Linked DNA regions of Homo sapiens: region 1 is linked to region 2. The links are chromatin contacts, found by POLR2A ChIA-PET in ENCODE. All regions are on one chromosome and are shown on one strand. The core of a region is the stretch at or near the end of the contact, and the rest is flanking DNA. Distances in the headings are between cores, read along the strand shown.

Evidence for each region. ChIA-PET counts read pairs that join two places held with the same protein, here RNA polymerase II (POLR2A).
Region 1: POLR2A ChIA-PET joins it to region 2 with 20 read pairs in activated CD4-positive, alpha-beta T cell. The contact joins the promoter of C9 here to the enhancer-like site in region 2. POLR2A ChIA-PET finds 5 or more read pairs at or near these places in 2 of 52 experiments (PC-9 and activated CD4-positive, alpha-beta T cell).

What each region holds. Positions count from the first base shown.
Region 1 is chr5:39,363,138-39,368,065 of GRCh38, reverse strand. C9 (complement C9) reads left to right here and starts at 3,571. Exons shown (of 11, transcript NM_001737.5): 1 at 3,571-3,678. The coding sequence starts at 3,602.
Region 2 is chr5:39,261,604-39,266,392 of GRCh38, reverse strand. It overlaps a transcript of FYB1 not described here. Among named protein-coding and RNA genes, the nearest start is that of FYB1, 44 kb to the right of the region's middle. Within about 2 kb of position 1,697, at least 3 of the 41 ENCODE cell types and tissues checked have a DNase peak (open chromatin) inside an H3K27ac peak, as active enhancers do.

The sequences.
Region 1 (4,928 bases), core at 2,322-4,821, 100 kb before region 2:
AACACCTCAGACACATGATAGATGTTAAGGACAAGAAAGAGTTAAAAGCATAAAAATGTGGAGCATATTATTCATATATTTTATATATTTATATAATATTTATGATTTTATATTATAATTATGCATTATATGTAATATATAATTACATATATTATAATTATATAATTATAATATGTAATATATAATATAATTTGGCTCTGTGTCCTCACTCAAATCTCATCTCGAATTGTAATCCCCACATGTTGAGGGAGGGACGTGCTAGGAGGTGATGGGATCATGGGGACGGTTTCCCCTGTACTGTTCTTGTGATAGTGAGTGAATTATGAGAGCTAATGGTTTGTTTGTTTGTTTTTGAAACAAAATCTCGCTCTTGTCCCCCAGGCTGGAGTGGGACAGAGCGATCTCAGCTCACTGCAACCTCTGCCTCCTGGGTTCAAGCAATTCTCCTGTCTCAGCCTCCCAAGTAGCTGAGATTACAGGCGCCTGCCACCACGCCCAGCTAATTTTTGTATTTTTAGTAGAGATGGGGGGTTTCACCATGTTGGCCAGGCTGGTCTCGAACTCCTGACCTCAGATGATTCGCCAGCCTCGGCCTCCCAAAGTGCTGGGATTACAGGCGTGAGCCACCACGCCCAGCCAGCTAATGGTTTTAAAGTGTGGCACTTCCTCACTCTTGCTCTCTCCTAATGCCATTTACGAAGTGCCTTGCTTTCCTTTCACCTTCCACCATGATTATAAGTTTCCTGAGGCATCCCTAGCCATGCAGAACTATGAGTCAATTCAACCACTTTTGTTTGTAAATTACCCAGTCTCAGGTGGTATCTTTTTTTTTTTTTTTGAGACGGAGTTCCACTCTATCGCCTGGGCTAGAGTACAGTGGTGCAATCACGGCTCACTGCAACCTCCGACTCTAGATTCAAGCAATTCTCTTGCCTCAGCCTCCCAAGCAGCTGGGATTAGAGTCACCCGCCACCATGCCTGGCTAATTTTTTTGTATTTTTATAGAGATGGGGTTTCACCATGTTGGCCAGGCTGGTCTTGAACACCTGACCTCAGGTGATCTGCCCTCCTGGGCCTCCCAAAGGGCTGGGATTACAGGGGTGAGCCACCGTGCCAGCCAGGTAGTATCTTTGTAGCAGTGTGAAAATGGACTAATACAATATATATTGCCAATATATAATTAATATGCTATTAGTATACTTTACTGCTGTCATTATTTTTCTACATTATATTTAACCTGAACTATGGTGATAAAATAAATACAACTGAGCAATTCAGAAAAGCCTCCTATTCAAACTAGTCAGCCAAAAATATCCCCTCACTCCCTCATCCCCCTTCCATTGATTTAGTCTCCAAAGAGACAGGTGATGTACAATCTCCAGTCACATCAACTTATCAAGTCTAATCATCACAACTTCTAATCAATTAGCATCAAATCTAGTTAGTATAAAGCATCCCATCCTGACTGCTTTTCAGTCTTTATTTCCATAAGTATCTTGATAGGGTCCAGAGAGGCCTCATAAGAGCCCTCAACATTGCTACAGCATTTTTCTTTTTGTGAGACAGAGTCTCACTCTGTTGTCCAGGCTGGAGTGCAGTGGTGCCATCTTGGCTTACTGCAAACTTTGCCTCCCAGGATCAAGCAATTTTCATGTTTCAGCCTCCCAAGTAGCTGGGATTACAGGCACACACCACCCCACCCACCTAATTTTTGTATTTTTAGTAGAGATGAAGTTTCACCATGTTGGCCAGGCTGGTCTCAAACTCCTGGCCTCAAGTGATCCACCCACCTCTGCCTCCCAAAGTGCTGGGATTATAGGCGTGCGCCACTGCACCTGCCCTGCTACAGCATATTTGACAGATTCATACTGTTTCCAAATGTAGCCCACCTGTTATTAGCCAAGACTCACAGGAAGTGTCTTTCAGGCATGGACTCATCCCATGACATAGTTACACGAGTTGTGGCATCCATTCGAATCATCTTATTACTTGGCAGTTCTGCATGGCCTACACTCCACAGCAAGCTCAGGAAAAGGTGAGATCAGTCCCATTGAAGACCTCAAGTTCTCTGCATAAAAAGGAGAGGGGCCAAGAAAGTGGGTGAGAGTAGATACCTTTTACCACAGGTAGGAATATCAGTAGAAAAGGTAAGGCAGTACTGGAGAAAATAGCTGTATATTCTGTCTTCCCTCAGCTCCACCCCTTGCTTTGCTGGTCTTTATATGTGCTAATGTTTGAAATTTGCCTATAAGTAATAATAATACTTATAAAGTCCCTTTAAGAACTATATCCAGAGATATCTGATGTCTTTCTTCTCAAGGTGGTCATCCTCAGTCTCAACCCTGGCTACACGTTAGAATGATCCGCAAAGCTTTTAAAAGCATGGATGCAGGGTCTCATCACAAGTCAATTAACTTAGAGCTGAGCAGACAGCGGGCAGCCATCACTACTGTTCTCAAGAGTCCCCAGGTCATTCTATTTTTGCAGTCAGTGCTTTAAGAGCAGTTGTGATGTCCACATTCTCTGGTGTTCCCAAAAAGGCACTGCTCTTCCCACAAGTGCTGGGAAGCATGAAATGTGAGGGGGAGACTATTTTTCATGGGTAGGAACAAGTTTTTCTGTCTCAGATTCTATCTTGTTGACATGTGTGATGCTGAGATAAGGAGACCACTCTTTCTGGTGGACGCCCTTAATGCCTTCGGGAGTTTACATCTCATTCTTCAAAATGTACCACTCGGCCTATAAGGAAAGCCAGGATTGTAAATGCATTTGCTCACGTGGAAATAACCTACCTAGCCCATTTGCAGATTAAAAAAAAAATGAAGCATCTACGTCTGTGCCATCCTTTCCACTAAGTGCAGTTCTTTACTAACTTTGACTTCATGCCTCCATGAGAAGCATCCACAGGCTTTTTTTTCCCCAAAATTGCATACTCCCTCATCTTCCACCCAACCCCTCGAGTCTTGCAAACTAAGAACTGCTGGGGGTCCTTCATTTTTGTTTCTATTTTTTTGTTTTTGTTTTTGTTTTTGTTTTGTTTTGCCGGAATTTTGCTCTTGTTGCCCAGGCTGGAGTTCAGTGGCCCCACCTCGGCTCACCGCAACCTCCGCCTCCCAGATTCAAGCAATTCTCCTGCCTCAGCCTCCAAAGTAGCTGGGATTACAGGCACCCACCACCATGCCTGGCTAATTTTTTGTATTTTTAGTAGAGATGGGGTTTCACCATGTTGGCCAGGCTGGTCTCGAACTCCTGACGTCAGGTAATCCACCCACCTCAGCCTCCCAACATGCTGTGATTACAGGCGTGAGCCACTGCGCCCGGCCTTTGTTTCCATTTTCACACAGCACTGCTGCCCATCTTAGGGACTTTAGCATTCACAGGCCCATTGCCCCATATCTACTTGTCAATATGAGAAAGCAGGAGGCCAAGAATTACAAAATGATTCTCCTTTGGTTGGACTTCAGTACCCAGGCCACCCAAATTGACAAAAACTCTGAATGCAGACAAACAATGCTTGTTCCCTGTCCTCTGGCCCTTTGCAAATAAATGCCTTACCAGACCTGCCCTGCCACCCCACTCGCAGCCACCCAGCAAGAGCAGCATGTCAGCCTGCCGGAGCTTTGCAGTTGCAATCTGCATTTTAGAAATAAGCATCCTCACAGCACAGTACACGACCAGGTGAGTCAGTTACTTTTCTGCTTGTCTCTGGAAGTTTCCTGTAGGATTAGCATCTCAAGGTCTTCTTAGCAGCAAAGTACATGACAATGTTAATCCACATGGCAATATACAGAGCCCTAGAATCTAAACTTCGAAAAGAGATAAGAAAATACATAGGGTGCATCTTTATGAGTTTTCTGTGGAAATGTGCTGCTGTTTCTGGGGATTTATTTTCAACAAGGCACTCAAATGTTAAGATTGAGGTATTCTTTAAATATCTGGAATTATAAAATAAAGCTTGTTTTCACCAGTGTATGATGAACCTGGGTTTATTAGTGCCTGATGTCTGAGAAGTTTAAAATTAAGGAAATTAATCTTTCCCTCACTCTGCTTCAATGCCTGACACCTTTAACATTTGGATACATCACCCTTTTGCCTCCACATTAGGCAAAGGTTAACTATTTTGTTTCTTTCCCTTGACATCCTGAGTTGTGTTCAGAGGCATGCATTTTGTTTAGGGCCATTTGGGATTTAGGTCATATTTCTTCCATTCCAGAATTGCAGTGATGCAGACCTGTCACTCATGCTTCTACCAAAGATACTTTTTCTCCTTTTTCTCTGATCCTAATCGGAATTGCAAAGCCCATGGCAAGTCATCCAGGAAACAAATCACCCATATAATAAGTTTTTATTGAACAGCTACACTGTACCTAGAAATGGTGGAGGTTAGGGTCACATGAGGCATCCTTCCTTCCATCCTGGAGTCATCAGAGTAGACATCGACCTGTATAATTCAATACAGGATGATCCGTTCTGGGGAGAGTACTGAAATATTCCTCACTTCAACAGTGTGGCTGGGGGGAAATGTCTGCCCAAGCCCTGTTCCTCTGCTCAGACATAACCATAACCTGCTTCCAATTCCTCATTAGTCATTTGACTCTTGGTTTACCCAAATGCTGTTTTGAACTTTGATGCCCGTCTCCAGTACATATTTGCCTGCCTCTTGGCTGCAGTTGGAGGCCGCCATTCAGCCTGGGCTCCACTCAACAAGTGGGTTATTCACAGGGCTGTATCTTTCAGGAGGGGGCACCCAGAGGTGCTACACAGATGAACATGGGCCCTGGATCCAGTGCTCGACCAGACCTTTCCTTCATCCCTCCTCTTTCCATATTATCTGTAAAGCATTGTACCATTCAGGAAATATTTTTGTTTAGTGGGCATCTGGGCACAAAAGGGATTTGGAAAGGCAGTTCCTCCAAGTTGCTTTAGCT
Region 2 (4,789 bases), core at 448-2,947:
TAGCAAGGGGTGCTGGGTTCCAGCTCAACCTTCCCATTTCTCCCTGTGGAATCTTGACCCTATCTCTTCAGCCCTCTTTCAAGAGGCTCAGTCAAGATACAGAGTTGGCTTAGGTGTTCCCCTACATCCTTATTCATAGTGTGATTCTAGATTTTAGAAGTGGGAGAAGAGGCAGTAGAATTCTACTTTATCTGCCCCTGTGGAAATTGACTTAATCTATATCCTTAGATCAGCTCACTTTACAGTCCTAAAATGAAAACAATAGAATAATACTTGTTTACTTGGCAAGTAATTTTAGGTACATTTTAAATTGTAGAATTTTCTGGAAGAAATGAAGAAATAGATGTTCTAGTCATGTACAATTTTTTTTTGTATTTTATGCATAAACCTTAGGTCAGTAAAAAAAAAAAAAAACAGTAAAAATTGTGTTTGGGGTTTCTGGTTTGTTTTGTTCCTTTCATCCAGTTTTTAAGCTACATGGGAGCTCCTGAAAGGAGTGTAGTCAAATTGCACTGTCACTCATTCATTCAACAAAGGTTATTTGAGCTCCTACTTCAAGTCTGCACTCTGCTAGTCATTGGAATGCAGGGTGAACAACACATGGTGTCCAGGCTTCCCACGGGTTACACTTAGGGTAGTGGTTCTCAAACTTTAGCATGCATGAGAATCACTGGGAGGGTCAAGGATGGGGCCTGGAAATGTGCATTTCTTTTATTCATTTATTTATTTATTTTTGAGACAGAGTTTTGCTCTTGTTGCCCAGGCTGGAGTGCAATGGCGTGATCTTGGTTCACTGCAGCCTCCGCCTCCCAGGTTCAAGCCATACTCCTGCCTCAGCCTCCTAAGTAGCTGGGATTACAGGTGCCCACCACCATCCCCAGCTAATTTTTTTTTCTTTTTTTTTTTTTTGAGACAGAGTCTTGCTCTGTCGCCCAGGCTGGAGTGCAGTGGCGTGAACTCAGCTCACTGAAAGCTCCGCCTCCCGGGTTCACGCCATTCTCCTGCCTCAGCCTCCTGAGTAGCTGGGACTGTAAGCGCCCGCCATCACAACTGGCTAATTTTTTTTTTATTTTTTAGTAGAGATGGGGTTTCACCATGTTAGCCAGGTTGGTCTCGATCTCCTGACCTCATGATCCACCTGCCTCGGCCTCCCAGAATGCTGGGATTACAGGCGTGAGCCACCACACCTGGCCAGGCCCAGCTAATTTTTTGTATTTTTGGTAGAGATGGGGTTTCTCCATGTTGGCCAGGCTGGTCTTGAACTCCTGACCTCAGGCGATCCACCCACCTCGGCCTCCCAAAGTGCTGGGATTACGGGTGTGAGCCACCGAACCCGGCCAAAAATGTGCATTTCTAATAAGTTCTCAGATGAGGCTGACGCTGCTGGTCCAGGGCCCACGCTTGGAGAACCACTTTTCCTGGGAAGTAATAGATCAAAAACATCAAAGTGAACAAATAAATAAAATACCTTGCACTGAGCTCTGAAGGAGGCAAATGAGGAGCTGAGATAGAAAATGGAGGGGAGAAATCCTCTTGAGAGAGGTGTCTGGTCTCTGATGAGGGGATGTTCAGGCTGAAGCAGTAGTTCTCTACTCTGGCTGCACATGGGAATCACTACAGCAGCTTATAAAACATCCCTCTTCTCAGGCCCCGAAACCAATGAAACTGAAACTTGAGGTGGGGCTCAGTGAGGGTTGAGCATTGCTACACCAAAAAGTGAGAATGAGTTGGGCATGGGGTAAATGGGGGTAGAAAGCATTTCAAGCTGAGGAAGTGGCAGGTGCAAAAGAGGTGAGGCAGGAGAGAGCTTGGAGCTGTAAAAAGACCAGGATGGCTGGAGAATAGGCAAGAGAAGAAGAGAGTGACAAGAGATGGCTTTATGGAACAGGCAGTGGCCACATGAATGCTGGGTCTTAAGGCTGCCTTAGTCCATTTGGGCTGCCATAGCAAAACACCTTAGACTGGGTAGCTCGTAAACAACAGAAATTTATTTTTTACAGTTTTGCGGGCTACAAAGTCCAAGATCAGAATGCCAGATTGGTCATAGTCTTGTAAGGGCCCTCTTGCAGATTGCAGACTGCCAACTTCTTGCTGTGTCCTCACATACCAGAAGGAACAAATAAGCTCTTTTGGCTTCTCCTATAAGGATTATTATTATCCCATATGCATTAAGTGTGGATGGCAGCTCTATGCAAAAGAATGTTCATCTACCACTGCTTGAAATTGAAAATAATGGCAACAAGTCAAATGTTGGATTGAACTGCATGTGTCCAAAGGGATATGTCTTGAAAATATCCGAATGTAGAGTGAAAGAAGGCACAGAGTGAGGGCTCTGTCCTTACATCCAAGCACCTCCCCAAAGGCCTCACCTTCTAATACCATCATCTTGGAGGATAGGATTTTGACACATGAATTTTGGAGGGACACAAACATTCAGACCTGGAATTTGATCATACTGTTCACCAGAGCAGCCACTGGAGACACCTGAGCTGAGGAGTGGGTGCCATTACCTGCTTCATATTTTGAGGGTAGGGCTACTTCTGAAGTGACGTGCATCCTCTCCAGATAGCCTTGATCCTGGCTTGGGCCTTAAATATTGGCTTTGTTCCTGTTCTCCCTCAAAAGTGTGGCCCCAAATTTGACTACATCCAAGTTAGAAAGTAAGTACAGAATTTCTGAGGGGAACAGGTCCTAAGATGTGAAAATAAATAAACTGTAGGCCATGATGGAAGCCCCAGTTGAGAACTGGTGTCCCAGGGAAATCTGAGAGTATGGAAACGGAGCTAGAAGGTTCCCTGTGAGGGCTGGAGTTCTGATCCACTTCCTTCAATTAGAGAGGTGATTTTTTTTTCTTTTAGGTAAGCTGTGGAGGCCAATCATAGTCCTGAGTGATAGGCTAATATCACTCCACACACTTCCCTGTTGCCATCCCTGGCCTATTCATATCCTCTCCTTCTGCAAAAGAGGACACCTACCTTCTGCAGCAAGATCTATCCCACTGTGTTAAAAAAAAAAAATCCTGTACTATGACAAGTTAGTTTTAAGCCAAGGATAAGAGGCTCAAATTCTAGCTGATATCTTGCACTCATATAACACATCAGTGCATCTAGGAGGAGATGTGAGACACTTCTTAGAGCATGTGTTAGAATACACTAAATTTGTGGCACCCTTGCTCTTGAAGTGGGTAGGCATGGGGCTCCAGTTCTTGATTCGGCAACTTCAATATCACTTCCCCAATTCTAGCACTCCATTCCATCCGCCCTTTCTTTTCTCTCATGTCCTTCTCTTTTTAAATTATTATGAAACACATAATACAACAAATGCTCATATACTCACAACCTACAATTAATGCATATTACTGTTCTGGCATCTATTTTAAAACTAAAAAAGAGAAAATTAAAGTCCCTTTCTGCCCTTTTCCAGTTCTATGTCCCTCCTTCCCACAGCACAGAAACAACTATTTTTAAAGTGCCTTTCAGAATAGCCTTCCCAGCCATGGTTTTATGCTTTGATTTTATCTGTGTGTATCCATAAAACTTATAATATCTCCAAACATATAGTATTGTTTTGCCCAGATTTTTTTTCATGATTTCTGCACTTTGCCTTCTTTCACTCTACATTGGGTTTTTTTCAAGAATATCCCTTTGGACACATTCAATCTATTGAATTGCTGTGTAATTCTATTGTAATTTATTCATGTATTCTCCAACATTTGATTTGTTGCCATTATTTTCAATTTCAAACAGTGGTAGATGAACATCCTTTGGCATAGAGGGTATGAGAACCTTCAAGTTTATCTAACATTAGCAACTTGTTCTTTAAGGTCATTGTAATGATTTACCTCCCATCAGCCTTCTACAAAAGTTGCCATTTCTCTACATCATCCCTAAAACTTGACATTGTCATATTTATTGATAGAGTTTTGACAATTTGTTACACGTAAAACTGTACTTCATTATTGTTTTAGTTTTAATTTTTCTGATTATAACTGAGATGAAACATGTTTTCACAAGTTTATTAGCCATTCCAATAAACTCTTCTGTAAATTATCTCTCATGTGTTTCATCCATTTTTTATAGATTTTTTTTTCGTGTTGATTTAGAGGAATTTCTTATATATTCTAGGCATTAATCCTGTGTCAATTACAAGCATTGCAAATTTTGCTCTCCCAGTCTATGGCTTCTTTTTAACTTTACTTTTGGTGTCTCTTTTTTATACAGAAGTTTTAAATCTTAATGTTGTCAAATTTTAAAATAAGTCTTTATCATTTCTGCTTTTGATGTCCTTTTAAGAAATTAATCCCTACCCCTTAAATATTAAAGTCATTTTTCTAATTTTTCCTTGAAGTGTTCTTGTTTTTAAGACTCCATTTTCATGTTTAGGTCTTTAATCATAAGGATACCATTTATATTTGTGATGCAAGGCAGGCATCTAATATTAGCTGATATGGATAACCACTGGTTGCAGTATTATTTACGTTAGCTTGTTCTTTTCCCCCATCACTTTCTAATGCCTCCTCTGCCACATATTCATTTCCCATCTTTGTGGGACTCTGCTTCTGGGCTTCCAACTCTGTTACACTGATCAATATAGTTCATAAAATTCCATGTTCATCATTATTTCTTTTCTTTTCTTTTCTTTTTTTTGAGACAGAGTCTCGCCTTGTTGCCCAGGCTGGAGGGCAGTAGCACGATCTCTGCTCACTGCAATCTCCGCCTCCTGGGTTCAAGTGGCTCTCCTACCTCAGCCTCCCTAGTAGCTGGGATTACAGGCACGCACCACCACACTT